Regions from separate parts of the Homo sapiens genome. Here region 1 is linked to region 2. The links are chromatin loops, found by intact Hi-C in ENCODE. Cell type or tissue: PC-3. All regions are shown on one strand. Each heading gives the region's core, and the rest is flanking DNA. Links, peaks and the distances in the headings are about the cores only.

Region 1 (12,469 bases), core at 2,915-6,914, 110 kb before region 2:
ATTATTTAGGAAAAATAAAATAATTTTAAATCCTTACGTTTCAGAGTGTTTTGTTATTAATTATCCATATGGTACATTTTAACTGGAAGAAAGATGTTACCATAATAAGCCAGTGAGAGGAACCTGGAAGGGACATAGGAAACTATTGGGGAGACTAGAAAGAAAGTCAGGAAATTGTATTCAGACTAGAGAAAGATGGCCATCTTCAGCATTATTGCAAAGTCTAGTGAAGCTGGTACCTGTGGTAACATGGAAAATAGAAAATTGTTTTTAGCAAATCGATAGACCTAGAGAAGGAGATATTCAGATAGGAAGTTGAAAATGTCAAGTGTTTTGTGAAGCTATTAAGAAATAAAAGAATTTACAGAGGTCCTGGAGGATGAAACTTTGTAGAGAAAGAAAAAATCTAAGGAGCCCCAAGGCACCTGACACATTAGTAAAAGACTATATTGAAAGCAGATCTTCCAGCTTCAGTAGCCCCAAATGACAACACGTTCAGATACACATCACTCAATTACCACCCTGCAAATTCATCCTCTTTAAATTGTAAGCAAAAATAAATTATTTTAAGCCACTTAGTTTCAAGTGTTTTTATGCAGCAACAAATAACCAGAACCGAATTACTGTTTTATCTATGTAACTATAATTTAAATAGATCATTAATTTTTTAATTGCAGAAAGTAAGTTAGAAAACTGGTTCTAAATGTACAATTTAAGGTTATGGAAATATCTAAACCATAAATAGCATGTAGATTCAGTAACTGAATAACTGGATTTCAGGACAGTTTTATATTTTCCAAATATATATGTTACTTATATATAAGAATTCATATTTTGTAATGTTATCGTCTTTATTTGTGTTTTCTTATATTTAAAGCAAGCTGAGTAAAATATTAGTAAGACTAACAGGTGACACAACCATTGTAAGATTTAAAATCATGTGCACCTGTACGTATGTTTCTGTATGTTTTTTCTCAGTCCTTTGCATATAGTATTCTATTTCTGTCTGGCATCCATTTTTGTTGATAAGTTTGTTTTCAAACTATCTGTCATTCTTTTATAATCAATTTGTCTTTTCTTTCTCTAACAGCTCTAAATTTTTTTTTTTTTTTTTTTTTTTTTTTTTTTGAGACTGAGTCTCACTCTGTCACCCAGGCTGGAGTGCAGTGGCGCTATCTCGGCTCACTGCAAACTCCACCTCCCGGGTTCATGCCATTCTCCTGCCTCAGCCTCCCGAGTAGCTGGGACTACAGGCTCCCATCACCACACCCAGCCAATTTTTTGTATTTTTAGTAGAGACGGGGTTTCACCGTGCCAGGATGGTCTCGATCTCCTGACCTCGTGATCCACCCACCTCAGCCTCCCAAAGTGCTGGGATTACAGGAGTGACCCAACGAGCCCTGCCAAGACTATCTATTTTTATGCTCAAGTTCAATGAAGAATGGGCAGTCATGTAGAAATGTGATTGGACAGAGGGTATGATTTAATTATAAGAGACTGATTGGAGAACCCAGCAAGCCCTATCTGTTCGGGTTCTTTTTGACCTCTCTATGTAGCATTTCTACCTCCCAGGTATAGGGCAAGACCCCTTTGCAGTGAAGGTCTTCAAGGGAGAAGAATAGTTTTTCTAGGATCCGTGGTTTTCTTTGGCAGAGAGGAGTTCTAGTTTCTGTGACCTGTCTTGTAGAAGCGGAATTCTGGTTATTATTATTCACTTCAGGGAAGGAAGACAGGCAGGGAACAGGAGGATGAGAGAAAAGGCTTCTGAGCCTTTTAATTATTTTTAATTCAAAATGCTCAACACACTAAGGCATCATATTTGGGGTTTTGTTTTCTGAATCCCAACATGATGTCTAGTTATTATGGTGCCTTAGAGAGTCTTATTTTTATACCATATTTTAATATCCAAGATCTGTAATTTGATTTTGATATCTATCAGTTCTATATGACTTTGTCTTTGTTTTATAATTCTCATTGTTTCTAAGAATTCTTTCCCATTTCTCTTTTAGAATCTTAAACCTCTTGTAAAATCAATTCAAACTTACTGTAACATGTGCATTTCATTGACTTGCTCCTATGTTTCAACTGTTGATTTTGCTGATCTCAGGTGAGAAATCTCTCTCTCTCTCCCCCCCTTTTTCCCCCGCTACTCCCCTTCCTTCTTTGTCCAGCAGTTTTGCTTTTTCCTCCAACTGGCTGCCGAGATCCCATCTGGAATCAGGAATTATATTGGCTCTCATACTGTAATGTTCCAGGGTATTCTAGATCTAGTCATTGAGGTAACATACAGTTCATCCCAGACAGGGTCTTAACTGTGCTGCTAAAAAAAAAAAAAAAGACAATAACTCCTGGAAATGGTTTAAGCTTTTATAGTCTCCTTTCTTCCAGAGATAGGGGGTCTTAATTCAGCCTTCATTTTTATGCAGAGTGGCTAGTTCTTGTCCTCTGTTCCAGTGATTTGCCATTCAATATGTCTACCCCACAGAAGATGAAATGTCATGATGTCTCTGGCTTACTTAGAATCCTTCAGATCAGCATATTCATGGTATCATGGTATAAGAAGTAACTTACACAAATGAATAATTTTTAAAAAATTTAGTTTTGTCATGTTTGGGAAAAAAAAGGAAGTAAAGTATGAATTTATCATTTTGACCAGAAATTCCCTAAGAACTCACTAATGCCTACCTTCCCCCACCTTCCCATTTAAACCTCAAAGCCTTGACTTCAAATATCAGGCAACAATCATTGTTTCCAGATATCCATATGCCCTAAAGGATTCTTAGTCAGGGAATGTAAACGGACAATAAAAAGGTTCATTGAAAAGGAAACAGTTTACACACACTTACTGAAAGAGGTAAAGTTCCTGGTATAAAAAGCTATAAAATGAATAATAACAATAAAATGTGTTCTAAGAGCAACCTCCATTTCCTGTTTCATTACCAAAAACAGGGAATAGTTTTTAACTAGTTGAACTGAGAGTCTGCTTTGGAATCTGACTAGTGTCAATTTTGTACATTTCTGATCCTCTTGTGCATCCCTGGTTGTCTTGCCATATGTCTTACATTGAGTCGTTCGTCATTCATCACAGATAGTCATTATTTTTCTTCTTAAGCTTTGAAATGGCTGTACGATACTGCTCCCTCTTCCTTTCTAGCCAGATTCCTGGAAGTCTATTTATATCTGTTGGAGACTGCATTTCTGCTCTGCTCTGGATAGGTGAACTTTATAAAACAACTGTAGTGGAAAATGTCACTACAAACATGCACTTGAATCTAAAGAGTGATCTCCAATGGCAAAAAAAAAATCTATGTACCATGAATCTGCCTACCTAATGCTATCACATTTTCTCATGATCAGCTAGTAGTTTTCCCTGCATTACTGTTAGCTACTCGATGATCAACATCACATAGGTCATCTAAGTAGGCACAGCGTCAAATGCTGACTTAGGGGTATACATTGAAAGGCATAATTCTTTTAAGGAGTTGGCAGGCTGTTTGGAAAGGACAATGAGAAAAGCTTTCAATATTTTGTTGTTGCAGATTGGATCCAAAGAAGGAGATGTGAGCAACAGAGAGATTGGATAGGAGAAAATTGTAATGGCAATATGAAATAACTAGGGCCTAAATGATAGTGATGGCTTGGGAATGGAAGGAGCAAACCAAGAAACAAAACAAAAAGGAGTTATCATACCATGGGACAGAACCTGTGAAAGAAAAGAACAAGGAGTTAAACACAACAATAATAAAAAGAGCAAGAACAGTAACAACACGTGAAATTTGCTAACTGCTAAAATACTTCAAACACAAGAAACCAATACAATGTTAGTAACAGTGACAGAACCTGGAAAGAGATCCATTTTAATGAGAAAAATTATTATTGGGTCACAGAAATTCCAAGTTTCATGTGATTGTGGGCCATGATAAAGGAAAACATTGATCTGTAGAAGAGGTATACATTTCAGGCATCAAGGAAGTCAAAGCTTAAAAAGTAGTACAGTAAGGAGGGAGCAAAGAGTCTTAATAAAATGAGAAATAAACTGAGTAGCTTATTACCTTAGAAGATTTAGTGATTTTTTAAATCAAATCTATATAAGTTCTGAAGACTTAGAGAGGAAAAGAAGATTTTACATTCTCTTTATCACTTGAGCAAAGAGGTAATGGAAGAATATATTTTTTTATTTTTTATTTTCTAGATTTTCCTTAATATAAATATTTATGCTTTAATTGAATTGCTTCATTGCTATATAGTATCTCTCTAAAGCACCACAACCCTATGGTAACAGTCACTATAGAAAACCAAAAATTCCTTTGCTTCTCTCTATAAACCATTTCTCATTTTCGTCTGTAATTTAATTCAAAAGAAAACATCATTTTAGAGATGCAGAAACATAAATTACATCTAAATCTACAATGGCCTCTGAAATTATCTCTTTAAAATGTCTTAAAGTATCATGCAATACATGGTGAATTAGTAAAATTGTAACAATTTTTCCAGATTTTTTTTTCCAAACAACTAAGATACGAAAAGAGAAGAATTACCAGTAAATGAAGATTGGAGTGATCATTTCCTGTTTGTTTTTATTGTGGTTTGATTTCAATGTAATGTTTTCTAATAAGCTAACAAGTGCAGTATCTCTAAACAAACTTCAAATGAACATATTAATATGGAGCTCACAGAGTCCCTTTTTGTGTCCCTTTTTACCTTGGTACAATAGCCTACTGTGCAGAGTGCTCCATGGAGAATTCTTTAACACTGGGTGGCGCTATATACTAACAAAAAAATCTTTATTTAGCATGACTATCTATATTTTTAGTTTCAGTTCATTTTTGCAGTCTTGATATCAACTATCATTGCATATTATTTTGTGAGTCCTTCTGATATTCCACTCACACAAATGTCTGGTGCAAACTGGGCTATTAGCAAAGAAATGTCAACCATGTTGCTCCAACTAGGTAGCATGTTCGTGATAAAGCATTATGAGAAATAAACTGGAAGAAAATAAAATCATGTGATAGAGAAGCATTTGTCCCTCATGTCGATGACTGAGGATATTTGTTGGAGGGAAACATTAAGTGAATTACAAATTTGCATAGCCAGTGAATTCCAAAGTAGCATCACATTTTCTATTACCTAGTTATAAACAGTGATGCAATAAATCATTAAATGTGACATGGAAGTTATTTAATTTACTGACCTAGATCACTCATAGAGTCACTCACATAAATAATTGAGCTATTTTTTTTTCAGGAAATTGGATACCAAGGCATTTATATCCTAAAGGAATACATATAAAGGTTTTTGGAAATTTTAACACAGTATCTGTTATACAATTGAAGACAAAAAAAGTACATTGGAAGAATTTACTGATAAAATATTAGAATCTTTTATTAAAATAATAAAAGAAATATAAAATCTATTTTGGGGAAGAAGCTTTTCATTTTTCTCTTATAAGTGATATATATTAGTATACATCTTGAAAAAATTATTGAATAAAGAACATATTAGCATATGAATTCTTCTTCCACCAGCACCCTCCCTTGCCACCAATTACACTCCAAACTCAGAGATAAAAGTTTATGTATACATTCAATCCTTTTTACCTGCATAAAATCCACTTTTGTATACATGCACAAATTCTATTGTATATTAACAAGATCATACTATGCATATTGATCAACACATTGTTCTTTCAATTAAAAACAGACCTGAAGTATTTTTCTATGTCCTCATAAAGGTTTGATTCTTTTCAACAGTAGCATGATATTCTATAGCATGAGTAAGCCATACATTTTTAACTGTTTTTCTCATTGAATTTTTAGAGTTTTGATTTTTAGGTTTCTTTCTCCTTTATTATAAACAATGGCACAGTAAACATCCTTGTACACACTTCTCTGTGTATGTGTATATTTCTGTTGGATGAATTTTAGAAGTAGAATTGCTGAGGCAAAAGGAAGGTACAACTTCCTAAAAAGCTAGTCGAATTTCACATTTGCTCCAACAATGCAGTAGAGTGTCTTGTTGGAATTCTTCCCCAGTTCTTGGCAGCAATGAACAGTATCAGTCTTTTTTTCTCTCATATTTGAAGGTTGGGGTGCTATGTCTTGGCTGTTTTCATTGTTGATTGATTATATAGAGATTGTGGATTGTTTTATATTTTTATTGAAATTTATGGGCTTTCTTTTTAGAATTGCACATTCACATCATGTTTAAACATCTTGATACTGGGTTAATTCTATTTTTGCATATATAGCATTATAACAGACATTTGTATCATGTATACTTACTTTTTGTTAATAATAGAAAATGCAAATATTGTCCCCAGCCTGTCTTTTGTCTATTAGCATTGTTTACATCATTGTTGATGATCATAATGATTGTCATCTCTACCATTTTTTTCTTTATGAATTCTGACTTTGTATCTTGCTTAAGAAAGCTTTTTTCACCCCAAATTGTTTAAGATATTTGCATTTTTTTACTAGTACTTTTATAGTTCAGGTTATTATATTTTTCCCTCTAATTCTTCTAAAATTTAATTTTGTATATGGCTTGTGGGAGGGAATTAAACTTTTTCTCAAATAAATAGCTAGTTTTCCAGATATTTATTTAAAAGTTGATCCTTTTCCTGTGGAATTGAAATACTGCTTTAATCATAAACTCAAGAAATCTTTCTTGAGCTTTTGGACAAGTATGGTTGACATTCTCTGGTTTTATTGTATACATTTTGTTTTATTTCCCTAAAACTTCTTGTAGTAATAATCAAATGATCATATCAATAGCATTCATAGGCTAATTATTTTTTAGAATTGCTTACATAGGGGTCTTATTTCTCAAATTACAATACAAATGAGTTAAGCTATGAAAGATCAGTGTTCTTCTAATGCATACTATTCAGCCTTTAAGAAGAGGGAAATCATGTAACGAAAACATGGATGAACTCGGAGGACATTATACCAAGAGAAATAAGCCAGGCACAAAACAACAAATACTGCATGGTCTCAGTTATATGTGAAATCCAAAATAATCACTCAGAAGCAGTGAACAGAATGATTAGCAGAGGCTGAGGAGTTGGGGGGAATGAGATGTTGGTCAAAGAGTACAGTGTTTCAGTTATACCAGAAAAATAAATGGTAAACATTTGTGTTAATGGATATGTTAATTACCTTTATTCAATTATTCCATATTGAGTGTGTGTGTATATATATGTGTGTATATATATATGTATATATATATGTATATATATATATATATCACAGCATCACTTTGTATCCCATAAACATATACAATTATAATTTGCCAATATCTAATAAATAATAGAGAAAAATGTGAAAATGACATTTTTCCTATTTGTAATCTTTTTGAAATAATTAACACAGTAACTCTCTTCAATATTCAAAAAAAAAGATTACCTTTCTCAAGGGCTTTAAGAATGGTTAGTCTAAACCTCAAAATGTACAGTTGTATATTGACCTCAGTATGAAACCATTTATCTTGGCAAGGAAAAGATATAATGATTTTTGTAATTTTGCATTTATTGTATCTATACTCAGTAAGCACACTAAAAGTGCTTGTATACCTTGACATTTTTTAAAGGGTGAGACTAGACAAATGAAACATTTCTCCTAACAATGTAGAAGAAATTTTTTTTTTACTAAATAGTTTGCCGTCTGAGACATATTCAAAATATATGATTTTTTGATGATTTCTTGACCCAGGGCCTCCTGTTCCATTTGGACTATCTTAAATTGCAGGAATAGTTCTCCACATTTACTTCTTCATGTACAATATTTCCATAAATAGAGTGTGAGATGTTACAAAGTGTTTTTACTAACAACACATCGGTTATTAAACGTGGGATTTTTTTCTCACAGCAACCAGTTCTCTAACTATTTGGACACCAACTGGGTGTACTACAATTCAATTCAATTCTGTCACTAACCACTTGGAGTTAGTACAATCCCCACAGGTTAGAGGCTAAGTCCCACAAGACTGCCCCCTACTTCAGACTCCAATCCCAAGTCTTGGGCCTCCTGTAGTTCTGACTGGCTATGCATTAGGGGCTTCAACAACTCCTTCCTCAAGTTTTGGTCATTTGCTGGGACAATCCTCACAACTTAGGGAAGTTTTTTAGTTAGTATTACCAGTAAATTATAAAGGATATAACTCAGGAACAGCCAAATGGAAGAAAGGCACAGGGCAAAATACTGGGGAGAGAGTGTTTCACACCCTCTCCACATGTTTCACCCTGACAGCGTCTTGCTCTGTTCACCAACCAGAAGCCCTCTGAATGTCATTGTTTAGGCGTTTTCATGAAGCCTTAATCATATAGACATTATTGATTTAATCATTGTCCATTGGCAATTGATTTAATTTCCAGCTCCTTTCCCCTCCCCAGAGGTGGAGGAGTGGGGTTGAAAGTTCCAGCTCTCTAATCATGCCTTGATCTTTCTGGCAACCAGTCCCCATCCTGAAGCTATCCAGGGGCCCCCAGGCATAACTTTATTAGAATCAACTCAGACATGGTTCTTAGGGACTTCTAAATAATAAAGATGATACTATCACTCAGGAAATTCCAAGAATCTTTAGAAGCTCTGTCTCAGGAACAAGGGACAAAGACCAAATATGTATTTCTTACTGTATCACACATGCTTACACAATAAATATTCATAGTGCAATTTTCTAATACTAGATTCAAGTTTCTAATATTAAAGTTTATGTGAGAAAAAATTAAATAACAAACTGATTTTTGCAATTTTTAGAAAGTATTATATATTTAAAAACATTAAATCTGATTCCTTACAAGCATGATCTCACTGTAGATCACAATAAAACAATGTAATAATCTTTATGGTAAAATGTATTGATTAAGCAATTAAATCTACCTAAGTGCTGTTTGAGTGTTTTTCAAGTATGAAACACATTCATAAACAGAGTGGACTATAATCCTGTCATAATACATATTTTACTGATTCATAATTGAAAGTTTCCTTCAACTAAAATTCATTTTTTAAATAATAGATGCCATGAAGCTCTATGTTTTAAACAATATAGATGGCAGTCAATAAGTCCTAAGAAATAAAAAAAAAAATCCAATGTAAAAGATTACTTTCATTGAACTAAATGTATTGTCTGAGATATACCTAATTGAAAATAGTAATTAATTACATCACGCTTATGCTTTTTATTCCTATAGCAGTTTTTATTGAATTAGGTATTGTGGGATCTATACACATAGCATTCAACTATAACAATACAAAATACTCAATATATTTGTTATATATTTATTATAATTATTTTCTACACTAGCATGTATTCAATATTACTATTTAAACTCCAGAATATCTTTATTCCACATAGGTCTTTACAGAATCTGGACTTTCTTATATTTAATATTTAAGTCAATGTAAGTCCACTCACATTTGTATCAGTATCTCTTTTACTCACTGAGTCAGACTGTGTAGATTCTAAACAGGAACAACGTAAAATTTGATTATTTTAATTCCTGCACTAACATTTAACTTTACTAGTAATTATTCTTCCACGAGGAAGAAAAAGAGAAAAAATTGCTTGCTAAAAATATTTGCATTAATTTTATAAATTGCTGTCAACATATGATAAAGAGACTTGAACGATTTTTTTGTGTGGACATATGATTAGATTTTAACAGGCCTTAATATTCATATATTTAAGGAAAACATATGACTTCAATGTGAACATGTCTATACTTGATTTTAATGAATAATTTCCACAACAGTTAATCGTTTTTGCTAACATGAAATTTGAGGATCCTTAAAGGAGAACCTTGAGGTTATCAAAGTAGGTTTAATATTTTTAAAGTATACCTTCATTTTTAAATATGCATCTTTTTACTCCAGTATATTTCAAAAAATGTGTTTTAATACACACACTTAAATGAATGATATGGATAGTATAGCCATATACAAATTTATACTGTTTCCAACAAAGACTTCTCTAGTAAGATTTAATATGTTACTGATACTTCATATGCCTTTATTGATGTTTAAACTAGTCCTGTTATTCTATCTAGCTTGATCCTTCACATTTCCCATCTCTAACCATCTTCTAAAGGCCAGAGAATGTCCTACCTGCCATATACTGTTGCCTTGGATACATGAGACTTCATATATTGAAGTAATTAAAGCCAATTTTTGTATCTAAGCAATCTCTGGGAGTTACAATACAAGAAACTTGCAAAAAGTGTCCTTAGAAAATTAAGGTAAATAGAGAAGTTCATACCAGAAACTAGAAAGGACCCTGTCTGCCAACCTCAAGTTTCTTCTCCCATTGCTGAATAGGATTTATCACCTGTTGCTGTAAGGAACTTCATGTCTGGCACTGCTCCAATTTATGGAAATTCTCACCTAGGCATACCATGCCAAACAAACATCTTTCTTTATATCTGTACCATAGGATCTAATATTTGACTATAAATTAAGATGGTGAGAGCATGAATACATAAGTATGTCTGCCTTTATAATGTTTCCAGCTAAAATTTTTAACTCTTTAAAGTAATGAGCTACTTATTGTAATTTGGTTTTATCCCATACGACAACAATCCAAAACTAAAGAAAAAAAAGTAGATGAATTTTTACATTTGTTTTTAAAAATTATAAAAGAATTATTCCATAACATTACAAAGATTAATAATTAATATATGTAAAGAGGTGAGAATACAACAGTGAATGGCACACAGTAAGTACTTTCCATGTGATTGCTATTTTTTTATTTTTATTTTTTATTTTATTTTAAGTTCCGGGATACAAGTACAGAACACGTAGTTTCGTTACATAGGTATACATGTGCCATGGTGGTTTGCTGCACCTATCAACTTGCCATCTAGGTTTTAAGCCTGCATAATTAAGACAAAATAAGTTGATTTCAGAGGTTAGCTGTCAATAGCGTGAAGGATATTAAAGCAGGTATCAATCAAGACAGGTATTTACTTGCCTAAAGAACACCGCACTTTGCGGTGGCTGAGGGGGGCAAATCACTTGAAGCCAGGAATTCAAGACCAGCATAACATGGCAAAACCCCGTCTCTACTGAACATACAAAAATTAGCCAGGTGTAGTGGCACATGCCTGTAATCCCAGCTACTATGGACGCTGAGGCATGAGAATCACTTGAATCTGGGAGGCGCAGGTTGCAATGAGCCAAGATGGTGCCACTGCACTCCAGCCTGGGCGACAGAGTGAAACTCTGTCTCAAAAAAAAAAAAAAGAAAAGAAAGAAAGAAAGAAAAAACAAACAAACAAAAAACACCTATCTCATCTCTCTCTCTCTCTCTGGTATTTGTTTAAAGAACAAAATAGAGATTTAATTACCTTTGATTAATTTTGGTTGTGTTGTGTTCTCCTTTGAATACTAGGTTGAGTTTAATTTGGACAATGTTGTTTCAAGGTTTCATTTCAACTTATTTGCAACAACCAAAAATTCTTGATAAAAAGAAACAAATATCTAATATATTTTATCAGGGAATACAAGAAAATTTCGTAGAGGAGAAAGCAAAAGAAAAAAGGAGGTGGGGTAATGAAAAATATTTAATAGGAGTAAGTTAGAAAAGTCAGCCACAACTGAATGTTTTGTAAATTTCTCCAGTTTTGTTCTCTACAGACTGAGTACCCGGGAAATTTTCTGTTGCTCTTAATCAGTCTCTCTTCAATGGAACTGCATACAAGGATATTCAACTGGACTTGTATTAAGGAAACTGCACATGGATTAATAAGGCTAGAGTTTTGGATGAGTGGTAGGTGCGAGACCAATCATGAGAGGCAGAATAACACAAATTAAAGAATATTTCTACCAGTAATGGGGAACCACTGTAAGATTTTAAGCAGATAGTAACATCCGATTGCATTTTAAAGAAGGTACTTTAAGCCCAGCGCAGTGGCTTATGCCTGTAATCCCAGCACTTTGGGAGGCTGAGGCAGATGGATCACCTGAGGTCAGGAGTTCAAGACTGGCCTGGCCAACATGGTGAAACCCCGTCTCTACTAAAAATACAAAAAATTAGCTGGGTGTGGTGGTGTGCGCCTGTAATCCCAGCTACTCAGGAGGCTGAGGTAGGAGAATCGCTTGAACCTGGGAGGCAGAGGTTGCGGGAGCTGAGGTCATGCCATTGCACTCTAGACTGGGCAACAAGAGTGAAACTTCGTGTCAAAAATAAATAAATAAAAAAGGTACTTTAAATCCATTCAATTGAGCATATTCATTTATTTAACAAATGTTCATTGTGTTGTTATATATGCTATGTACTGCTCAAGATGCTTGAGACAGCAAGGTTAACAGGACAAAAACCAATCTTTTTCATGGAGCTGACAATCTATCAGGAAAATTTGACAAGAAACAAGTACATATATAAGTAATAACATTCCACATGGTCATAATATCATAAAATATATAGCCAAATTAAGTGGTACAGCCTGCTTAGTGGGAATAATCAGCACTAAATA
Region 2 (12,469 bases), core at 3,572-7,571:
ATTATTGTAACACATTATGTAAATAGAGCAGAAACAAAAATTACACGTTCATCTCAATGGAGGTGGAAAAGAAATTGAAATACATCTATTATTCTTTTGTGATAAAAACACTCAACAAACTAGAAATTGAAAGGAAATTTCTTAACCTGATAAAGTACATTTATTAAAAAAAAAGCCACAGTTAAGGCCATACTTAATTGTGAAAGAGTGGCTGATTGCAACTAGGCAAGAAAAAATTTTTAAAGGCATCCAGATCGGTATAAAAAAATACAACTCTATTGGCAGATGGCACTGTCTTGTATATAGATATATCCTAAGGAATTCACAAAACAATTATTAGAATAAATGAGATAAGCAAGGTTACAGGATATGAGAATCAATTATATTTCTTTACAGTTGCGAGGAATATCCCAAAAGTGGAATTAAGAAAACAATTCCATTTACAACAACATCAAAACCAATAAAATACTTAAAAATATTTGTTAAAATACAAAACTTATGCTCTGAAAATTACAAAACACCATTGTGAAAGGCCAAAGACGCCTAATGAACATGACATCCTCATTCACAAATTAAATGACTTAATAGTCTTAAGATGGCAATACTCACAAAATTGATCTAAAATTCCTATAATAATTTCAAATGACTCATTTGTAGAAATTAATAAGTTGACTCTAAATTCATATGGAATTGTAAGAAACCCAGAATAGCCAAAGCCATTTTGAAAAAGAAGTAATTAGTTGGATTCAGGCTTACCAATTTGAAAACACTACAAAACAACAGTGTTCAAGATGGTATAGTACTGGCATAAGGACAGATTTAAAAATCAGTAGAATAAGATTGACAGTCCAGATGCAGCTGCTATGGAAAACATACACTGGCAGTTTCTCAAAAAAGATAAACAAAGAATTAATTTATGACCCAGCAAATCTAATCCTATGTATATACCCAAGAGAAATGAAAACATATGTCCCCACAGAAACTTGTATGTCAATGTTTATAGCACCATTACTCATAAAAATAAAAAGTTAGAAACAACCCAAGTGTCCATCAACTGACAAGTGGATGAACAAAATGTGGCATATCCATATAATGAAATGGTGTTCAGCAATAAAAATAAATGAATTACTGTAATATGCTGCAACATAGGTGGATCTTGAAAATATCCTGCAAATGAAGGAAGCCATTCACAAAAGACCATAGGTTATATAATTTCATTCATATGAAATGTCCGGAATAGACAAATCTCTAGGGACAGTAGATTAGTGGTTGCTTCAAGTGGGAAAGGGAAGAGGGGTTGATAGCTAAAGGGTATGGGATTTCTTTTTGAGGTGATGAAGATATTGTCTAATTGACTACATATCTGTGAATATACTAAAAATCATTTAATTGTACACTAAAGGATAAATTGTATAATATGTTAATTATATCTCAATAAATTTTTAAACTATTAAAAAAGAAGATATCTACATGGTAATAAAATAAAACATTGCAGATAATTTATTACAAAGTAAAAAATTGTTTCTGATATTTTACCCAATTGAACAAATACAGCATTTCTTTCAGTGAGGCAAACACTTGTTTCTGATGTAATACAATGGGAAATACAAAGAGTGTATTTGTAAACAAATAGTGTACAAAATAGAAATCCAAATAGTGTACAAAAAGCTCATATAGTATTCTTGCCAAATATATTTAATATGAATCTAACAAAAATAAGTAGTGAGATAAATGCAGCTTTGTGACATTTTTAAAGATAACTTGACTATCTTCTAAATGATCAATGTCATAAAAAATATTTTTTAAAAGTATTAGGACTGTTCTAGATTTAGAGACTAAAGAAACATGATCTCTGATAAAATACTAGGAAAAAGACATTTGGAGACAAATTAGGGAAATGTAAACATGGTCAATGTATTAGATAATGCTACTCACCATCAATAAATTGCTTGGGTATAGCAACAGTGTTGTGGTTTTATAAAAAAAAGTCCATATTCTTCAAATGTAAATGCTGACATGCTAGGTGTAATGTGTCATGATACCTGAAGTTTACTTTTAAATAATTTATAATAAGGACAATTATATGCATGTATGTGTGTACATGCAAAAGCAAATTTTCAGAGTAAGCATGTATGAGCTAGATAGCAAACAAATTTTGCAAAATTGAAAAAATACGCATATCAGTTTTAGCTATAATATATTCAATTTATACATGTTTACATTTATAATACTTTTAGCTTTGCTATAGATTTAAATTTTTTAATTAATAACTTCTGGGGGAAAGATTTATTCTTTCTTATACTGTAAGAAGTCCATCAGGTAGCTACTAATGAGATTAGTTCAACTGTTCAATGGTACCTCCAAGAGCTAGTCCTTTCCCCTCTTCCTATTATATCACATGTAGCATATTGGCATTTTGTTCTTATGTTTGGTATCTAATAACACAAAGATGGCTCTGCAGAGTCAGGACTCACCAGTAACTTCTATTCTTCTCATTACCAATCCAAAAAATATATTGAAGAAGCTCCTATGGACTTCCTCTCACATCTTACTGGTTATAGCCATTTTGCATTATCTTGCTTAGCCATAATGCTAGAAAAAATAAACTTTTTTTCTTAGCCTCTATTATGAAAGCAAGTGAAAAAATACCACATTGACTATGGGTGTTTTCTTAACATATTGTGTCTGAGCTGAGGGTACTTGAATCTTTTTGTAAGAAGCAGTAAGCATGCTGCCTTATGCTTTGGAAAGAGACAATATCTCTGTCTTCCAAGAAATTTTTGATATAAAAATAAACTTAAAAGATAGTCTAGCACAAAGGCAGTCAGTGCCTGTGCTCACAAGATGTGCAGAAGATTGAGAGACCCATAGAGGTTTGGTTCCCAACAGTTCAAATTTGCATACATTATGTAATGGTTATACAAGTAGTCATAATAGTATAATATCATTCTCGGAATATTTATGAAAGTCTAAAATATTTTGAATTAAATTAATGTTTAAAGCATACCATTTTTTAAAGCAATACAGTTTCTGTATTTTCCTAATAGGTCAGTAGTGCCAAAACCTTGAGGAACTCCTCTATACAGTGCTAGAATTCCTATGGTGAATTAAACCTGAAGTCCATATAAATACACAGCCTTGAGCCACTGGTGCTTACCCGTTAGCTGGATCAGTTAAGGTGTTCTTGGTTGCAATAAAAAATATCTTGTAAAACTTGAGCACAATTTTTGGAAGAATTTTGGTATCTCCCACACTTGACAGGAGATTTTGAAGCAAACTCTGAGAAACCAATGCCATATATATATAATCCTTTTATTGCCGCTAATATTTGCTAAAATAGAGGCATATCCATTGCTTCTATTTATATAAAAGATGCAAAAATGTACATGAAGAATGCTTTATATATTGTTTGTGATCAGAACCCGCCAAGAATATATGCATATATGTGCATAACACAAACATATATTTTTGTATGTATGAGCATAATATATAAATTAACAGAAATGTTGTAGTTTTAAATTGTCACTTGACATTCATTCAAATTATATATTTGTTTCTATATATACTTATATATTTTTTCTATATAAGTATTTATATATATATTTTCTCTATATATATGTATACATTTATAACTTTAAGACCTCTATATTTAAAGGATGTATATGTAAATTTTACATATATTAAGGGCTACATATGTAAATTTTAAAATAATATGAAATCAACCTAAATGCCCATCAGTGGGGAATTGGATGAAGAAAATGTGGTATATATGTATATACCATACAATATTACACAGCCTTAAAAACTAAGAAGATCATATCCTTTGTAGCAACATGGATGGAACTGAGGCCATTATCCTTAGCAAATTAATGCGGATACGAAAAACCTAATACAAAATGTTCTCATTTATAAGTGGGAGCTAAATATTTAGAACACATGGACACAAAAAAGGAAACAATAGAGACTGGGGCGTACTTAAGGGTGGAGGGTGGGAGGAAGGTGAAAACTGAAAAACTACCTGTAGGGTACCATGCTTATTATCTGCATGATGAAATAGTCTGTTCACCAAACCCCTGCAACACACAATTTTCCCATGTAACAAACCTGCACATGTACTCCCTGAACCTGAAATAAAAGTTGGAAAGAAAAAAAGTCTGATTTTGAAATTAGAAAAATTAGCACAACATCTCACTATTTTTGTATGAATACATTCATCACTCCTTTATTTAATAAACTTAGAGTAGGGCTCTGTTAAGGATGTGGTCATAAAGATACATAAGACATATTTTCTAGTCAATACTCTTTTATCTAATTATAATAGAGTGAGATAAATGCTTAATAATAAAAGACAGTTAAAAATAAGGTGCTACTGAATAAATATGTGTGACTATTCCTATATAATAAATTTTGAGGACTCTTACATAAGTATTAAGTGATAAAACTTTAAAGTTTACAAGGTGCAGAGAGTGGATTGTAGGGTCCAGTCCCACAGGGTCGGTGCGTCTCTCCCCGTGTGCGGAGACGAGAGAGTGTAGAAATAAAGACACAAGACAAAGAGATAAAAGAAAAGACAGCTGGGCCTGGGGGACCACTACCACCAAGTCGCGGAGACCGGTAGTGGTCCCAAATGCCAGGCTGCACTGATATTTATTGGATGCAAGACAAAGGGGCAGGACAAGGAGAGTGAGCCACCTCCAATCATAGGTAAGGCCACGTGGGTCACGTGTCCACTGGACAGGGGGCCCTTCCCTGCCTGGCAGCGGAGGCAGAGAGAGAGAGGAGACAGAGAGAGAGACAACTTACACCATTATTTCTGCTTATTAGAGACTTTTAGTACTTTCACTAATTTGCTACTACTATCTAGAATCAGAGCCAGGTGTACAGGATGGAACATGAAAGCCGACTAGGAGCGTGACCACTGAAGCACAGCATCACAGGGAGACGGTTAGGCCTCCAGATAGCTGCGGGCGAGCCTGACTAATGTCAGGCCCTCCACAAGAGGTGGAGGAGCAGAGTCTTCTCTAAACTCCCCCGGGGGAAAGGGAGATGCCCTTTCCCAGTCTGCTAAGTAGCAGGTGTTTTCCCTTGACACTTACGCTACCGCTAGACCACGGTCCGCCTGGCAACAGGTGTCTTCCCAGATGCTGGCGTTACCGCTAGACCAAGGAGCCCTCTGGTGGCCCTATCTGGGCATAACAGAAGGCTCGCACTCTTGTCCTCTGGTCACTCCTCACTATGTCCCCTCAGCTCCTATCTCTGTATGGCCTGGTTTTTCCTAGGTTATGATTATAGAGCGAAGATTATTATAATATTGAAATAAAGAGTAATTGCTACCAACTAACGATTAATTATATTCATATATAATCATATCTAAGATCTATATCTGGTATAACTATTCTTATTTTATATTTTATTATACTGGAACAGCTCGTGTCCTCAGTCTCTTGTCTCGGCACCTGGGTGGCTTGCCGCCCACAGTGGATGTTATTTTTGAAATGGGGAAAATGTGCTCAATTAACAGTAAATATAAATTGTCCACTGATGCAGAATGCATTTTCATCATCTCTATCCTAAGCCCTAAAACTACAGTCAATCTGTCACCAAATTGCATTGTTTTTACAACCTAAAGCTACGATGTATTATTTTCCAAAAGTGGGTATTTCAAAAGAATATTAATATCACTGTAAAACTGTTATTTAGTATCAGTTGCACTCATAAATCCTTGTATATAGGGTTTTAATGAATCATTTATAAAGAAAGATTGAAAACACTAAGAAAAACTTTTTCTATAGTAAGGCAGGATAGGAAATTTGTAACAACTCTCCTGCTGAGAACAACTAAAAACATGAACAAAAGGAAACCTATGTTTCTGAAAGTTTTAGGAAGCTTAAAATTGAAGTGAAAAATTACAGGGTCACAATCCAGAAGAATAAAATGCAGAGAGGAAAACCCAGCGTTTCTCATCATTCCAATATTACTAGTTCACTGCTCTATAATTACTTCAGCTCTGCTCTCGTGAATGGATTAATGCCATTGTCACTCAAGTGGGTTGGTTTTTGCAGGAGTTTCACCCCTTTTTCCTGTCTGTTTCATGCACTCACTTTTACCCTTCCACCGTGGAATGACCCTCACCAGATGCCAGCACTATGCTCTTTGGACTTCTAAGTCTCCAGAACCATGAGCCAAATAAACATTTTTTCTTTATAAGTTACTCCATCTGTGGTATTCATTTATTGCAGCACAAAATGAACTAAGACATCCCCGGAGTAGGGTGAGCTTTTATATCCTTAGTAGAAACCCTCTCTTAAGTAGCTGTCATATACTATTTTATTAGCAGAGAAGGTTGGTTGAAGTTTAAGCCCATTTGGATTATGCTATAACTACAAATACTTACCTATATCCCTCTCATGCCACCAATGTTCTCTACCTGAAAATTAAAATTTGAAAAATTTAAAAGTTCCCCCACCTCCTTCCTTTGTTTAACTCATACTCATATCATATTTAGCACAAAGATATTCAGTAAACAGACTCATTGGATGCCCTATTTTATTTTATGCTTTCCTCTGAGCCACCAGGGCTATAGTTCTCTATATTAATTTATGAATTATTTAAAATACACCACAAAGAACATTTTTATGATGTTTATTATGTCAAAATCTATTAACTTTGTGACATTTTACTTTTTTTCTCTTCTATTTTTCATTCATTTTGTTTGTATCTAAGTTGCACCCTAATTAAGGTTCTTAGTAATTTCTTATGAAATGTTCATTATTAACTCAAATACTTAGGCATCAAAAATTAAATACAGAGTCTAGGCTTACAAATTTGTTTTTTTCTTCTTTCCAAAACAGACATCGACACAAATTGAGAGAGAGAGAGAGAGAGAGATGCACACACACACACACACACACACACACACACACACACACACACAGAGAGAGAGAGAGAGAGAGAGGGAGAGGAAGAGAGATTAGATAGAGAAATAAAGAACAAGACACTATATTTTTGTATGATTTTTGGCCTAGTTACTTTAGTAGCTCCAAGGCTAAGGAGCTGAAAAAAAGATACACTGCACAGAATTCAAGATGATAAAAAGTTCTGCAAATCTGTTCCATTCGGAAGAGGATTACCCATGATTTATATTCTTTTCGATTGCATAGTAATGAAGTGGTAATGACTATTCATTCTTACTTTAGAATTGCCTTTGTTTTTGTGAGTAGAACTTAAGAAAACATCACACCTATTTTCTTTGGGATATGGGCTATTCTATTCTCCCTTTCTCTCTCTCTCCCTTTCATTGCTCTCTTATCCTCTCCCTAGCTTTCTACTGGATATTTTTAAATGAAAATCAACATCTTTCTATTTTTAAAGTTCCATGTATAAAAACCCACACTCCCAAGCAAAATATTCATCTTCATCTAAAGTAGATATCATTACGATGAGAGTAGAAAATAGCAGTCCTCCGCATTAAATATCTCAATTGAATAAATAAATGAAAAGTGAGTGAATAAAACATGAATTCTAATCCTCATCCTGCAATGATCCTAGCTAGCTATGTGATCCTGGAAAAGTATCCTAGAATTTTCACAACTTAGTTTATCTTCCAAAAATAGAGATGATATCATTTTCCATTTCCTTTCCTTAAGATGTTTATAAAAATAAAATGAAATAGTGCAATGGAAATCTTTTGTCATTCATAGGTCATTTCCCCCAAATTTAGAAGATATTTGCATTGAATTTAAGGGAAAAAAGGTCTCTACAGAACCAAACTCTATTTGAGTTATTTCTTACTGACAACTGGTTTTGAGAAAAAAATATATATGCCATTTCTAAGCACCATGTATTTGACTCTCTTCTTTCCCTCAAAGTTTAACACTTCAATTATCAGTTCTAACAGACTATGTTGAGGGTAGGTATAGCAAGAAATGAAAAAAAATTAATGCAATTTAAGTTATTCTCATTCAGTATTATATTAATTTAAATATGAACGTTATGAAATACCACTGGCTTTTGATTGGAGATCTAAACGAGCCTTCCAATGTGAAAGTAAAGTGGCAGCATAACATTATGTTATCCTTATGAATCCATTTTTCTAGAATATTATTTCTAAAATAGACCTACTTGGAAAATAATCCTCTAAATCATATTATCTGAGGAAGAAATTTAGTAAGTAGTACTATCATTGAACTTCCTTTACAAATTAGCTTCAGAAAATAGTATGAATGTTTACAATAAAACTAGAACTAAAAACTAAAGGTTAGATTCCTAATAGATCTTCATGAAAATCAGTAGGAATACTATAAATGTAAAAGTTATTTATGGCACCCATTATCCGGATAAATTCAAACAAGACAGTGTAGAAAACATAAAAATTATCCAAAAAAAAAAAACCCCAATGATCTACATGAAAAAATGCCAACTATCCACAGTCCCTTTGGCAACTTGGTTAACTATTATGAGGTGGAAGAGGAAGATAGGGCTTGGAAAGTTTTCATCCATGCATCTTGTAGCACTCTAATAATTATTGTCATCAAACGTCACTAAAACCCATTTAGCGGCTACATCACAAACATCAACTATATTCATCACTTTTGCTACTTTGCCAAGAATTTCAGTCACTTCAGTTACCAATATCCAGCAGCATTCAGGGTCAAGAAGACCCTTTTGATATATGGCATCCTTATAATTTCAAAGAGCCTTTTCCCAAGCCAGCATCATTGCTGTCTATCTTGCACTCACTCCAAGTTCTTTGTAGTCCAGAATTGTTGGTTTATATTATCTGAGCAGCAACAGAGAGATACTATTGCCAAGCTGATGCAATATATTTACCTCCTCATCAGGCTATGTCAAGGGAAGTGGTTATTAAAGGGTATATTAGTTTCCTAGGGTGGCTGTAACAAAGTACCACAAACTGAGTGGCTTAAAACAGCAGAAATTTATTGTCTTATAGTTCTGGAAACTAAAAGTCCAAAATCAAAGTGTTATCAGTGCCATGGCTCTCTCTCCCTAGAGGAGAGAATCCTTTCTTGCCTCTTGTTAGCATCTGGTGGTTTTCAATAATCCTTGGGGCTCTTAGGCTTGCCCCTGCTCCATTTTAATCTCTCCCTCTGTCCTCACATGGCATTTTCCATTACTTACAGAGACACTAGACATATTGGATTAGACCCCACTCTAGTGATGCCATCTTATTACAGCTGCAAATGTCCTATTTCTAAATAAAGTCATAGTCACAGGTACTTGGGATTAGGACTTGAACACATCTTGTTGGGGGGCACAATTCATCCCATAGCAAGGAGCTAAGAACGTTTTCCTCAGCCCTTGGTGCCACGTTTTGTTTTTCTTTTTTCTTTTTCTTCTTCTTTTTTTTTTTTGTTTTGTTTTTGGACCTTGAAAACCTCAGTTCTCGTAAGACAGCCAAATAAGTATACTCCGCAATTCTCTTTATTTATTTTGGGATAGAAGGGAGAAGTACAGATTCTTTATCTCCATGCACTAAGAGTACATATCCACAGCCTTTGCTATGTAATTTTGCAGTATTATCCCTCTGTTGGTGACATATACTTTTCTGCACCAATGAGCTAAGGTTTGGCCATGTGATTTGCTTGGGACAATTAAGTTTAGTGGGTGCACTATAAGTATTAGACCAAACTGTACTTGCTTCATTTGGCTTGGCTCTTGGACTTCTTCCATAACCCATGAGGATAGCATGTCCTGGGTAACAATGGCAAAAAAAATAAATAAATAGAAATATGTCTTCATTCAGTCTTCAACCTGTAAACAAGCCCAGTGAATCTATAGATTGGAGCTGAATTAATCCTGCTGACCCAAAAAAATCTGAGCAAGAGAAATAAGTCCTTGTTTTTGCAAGCCATTGAATATTGAGATGGTTCATTCCATAGCACTATTATGGCAATAGGTGACCAACATGCTGTGCTGACTCAAGATCTATGCCCACTGCATCATTTCCTCTTCCCTGCAATTGCCCTGATTATTTTTGCATATTTTTTAATATTGAAACTTATGTAAGGTTTAATTTATTAAGAAAACTAGTCAATATTAAAGAAATGTATCTGTTTTCTGTGTCATTTATTTCAGAAACCACACTTCTTAACTCATTTGATATTATTATGCCTGGATTTTTATAAATTCTATTGAAATTAACTTCCCACATGATGCCAAATACAAGATTCTAAAGCCATGGACATGTGAGAAATAATTTTACAGATCTCTTATAAGTAAGTTGACCATATACAATCATGCACTCAGGGAAACCTTGAAGAAAGGGAATTTTGAAAGGGGATTTCTTGAAAAGGGATTCCTTGAAAGGGTTTCTTGAAGGATTTCTTGAAGGATTTCTTGAAGGGGATTTCTTAATTATGCCAGGATCAGGCATAAATCACAAGTCCTGAAAACAATGGCTATGTGATCATTGTTCTTTCAGTAAAATAACATTAAAGCACATAAGTAAGTTTTGTTTTTTGGTCATTGTTCAATTTAGCTACTTAATGCCTCCCTTTATCCATGGGGGTACATTCCAACACTTCCAGTGGAAGCAGGAAACTACAGATAGTACTGAATCTTATAGATACTACAGTTTTTCCTAATATTTACTGTGAAAGGAAAATTAGTCTCAGGACCCCAAAATCACTATGCCAAAGAGAAGTCAAACTGGGAACTGCAGCAGCACACCTGCCTTCCATTTTATTCCTAAATAAGATAGCTACAAATCTCTCACAATTTGCCCACAAGGAAATTTCTTGTGAACAAAGGATAGACAGAACTCAAAGTCATCCCTCTGCTCATGTGAGACAAATACATATCTGATCGCTTCTTCTGCCCTATTGTCTCACTGAGCCAGACTAAGGCATAAGTGACTATTCCTCTACCCTCCTCTCACATGTAAATTGTGCATTCAGTGAAAGTCTGATCAGACACTGAAAAAAATGCAACATTTTGTCTCTACTTACCTATGACCTGGAAGCCCCCTGTCCAGCTTCAAATTGTCCTGCCTTTCCAGATTGAACCAATATACATCTTACACATATTGATTAACGTCTCATGTCTCCCTAAAATGTATTAAACCAAGCTGTGCCCTGACCCCCTTGGGCACACGTCATCAGGAATTCTTGAGACTATGTCATAGGTGCATTCTTAACCTTAGCAAAATAATCTTTCTACATTGATTGAGATCTGTCTCAGATACTTTTGGGTTCACATTACATACCAATGATAAAGTTTAATTTATAATAAGCACAGTAAGAGATTAACAACAACAACTAATAATAGTTTAAGTATAAAAATATGCCAGCATCACTACTGTTACACTTTGAGGCTATTATTAAATAAAATAATGGGTTTTTGAACATAAGCACTCTAATACTGCCACAGTTGATCTGATAGCGAGAGAAGTACTAAGTGCCTATCAGGCAGGGAGCATAGAAGATGTGAACACACTGTAAAAGGAAATGAGTCATGACATGGTTGTTTGGTTCTGTATCGCCATCCAAATCTCATCTCAAATTGTAATCCCTACATATCAGGCAAGGGAACTGGTTGGAGGTGATTGGATCATGGAGGCAAAAATTTTCATAAGCAGTGAGGAGCAGAATGTTAATTGCCAAGACAATGGGAAAAATGTCTCCAGTGAATTTCAGAGATCTTCATGGCAGCCCCTCCTATCACAGGCCCAGAGGCCTAGGAGGGAAAAATGGTTTTGTGGGCCTGACCCAGGTCCCCACTGCTCTGTGCAGCCTCTGGGTGCCCTGCATCCCAGTCGCTTCAGTTCCAGCTGTGGCTTAAAGGTGCCAAGATACAACTCAGGCCATGGCTGAGGGTGTAAGCATCAAGACTTGGTGACTTCCACATGGTGTTGGGCCTGCAGGTGCATAGAAGGCAAGAGTTGAGGTTTGGGAGATTCTGCCTAGATTTCAGAAGATGTATAAAAATGCCTGGATATCCAGGCAGAACTCTGCTGCAAGGGCAGAGCTCTTGTGAAAATGTCTACTAGGGTAGTGCAAAGGGAAAATGTAGGATTGGAGCCCCAGATTCCCCACTGGGGCATTCCTAGTGGAGCCATGAGAAGAGGGCCACCATCCTCCAGGCCCCAGAGTGGTAGTTCCACCAACAGCTTGCACTGTGCATTTGGAAAAGCCACAGGTACTCAACGCTAGCCTGTGAAAGCAGCTACAGGTACTGTATCCTGAAAAGCCACAGGGGTGGAGCTGTGCAAGGCCTTGGGAGCCCACACCGTGCATCAGTAACCCTGGATGTGAGACCTGGAGTCAAAGGAAATTATTTTGGAGTTTTAAGATTTGATGACTGTTCTGCCAGACTTCAGATTTGCATGGGGCTTGTGGCCCCTTTCTTTTGGCCAATTTCTCCCATTTGGAATAGGAGTATTTTCATGTACCCCCATTGTATTTTGGAAGTAACTAACTTGATTTTGATTTTACAGGCTCATAGCAGAAAG

Evidence for each region. Hi-C counts contacts between places; a loop is a spot of excess contacts. Peaks named below come from ENCODE experiments on the same cell type or tissue, not always from the same donor. Only the 100,000 strongest peaks of a DNase experiment are listed, where the experiment ranks them.
Region 1: it touches region 2 in a loop (13-fold over the local background); 20 of 110 quality-filtered maps call a loop at or near these places.

What each region holds. Positions count from the first base shown.
Region 1 is chr4:62,702,132-62,714,600 of GRCh38, reverse strand. No RefSeq gene overlaps it. Among named protein-coding and RNA genes, the nearest start is that of ADGRL3-AS1, 550 kb to the right of the region's middle. In PC-3, for the core only: a CTCF peak has its summit at 4,751 (motif pointing right); a DNase peak (open chromatin) is centred at 4,740; H3K4me3 peaks cover 1,115 bases; H3K27ac peaks cover 904 bases.
Region 2 is chr4:62,588,139-62,600,607 of GRCh38, reverse strand. No RefSeq gene overlaps it. Among named protein-coding and RNA genes, the nearest start is that of ADGRL3-AS1, 430 kb to the right of the region's middle. In PC-3, for the core only: a CTCF peak has its summit at 5,169 (motif pointing left); no DNase peak of the experiment used is centred there.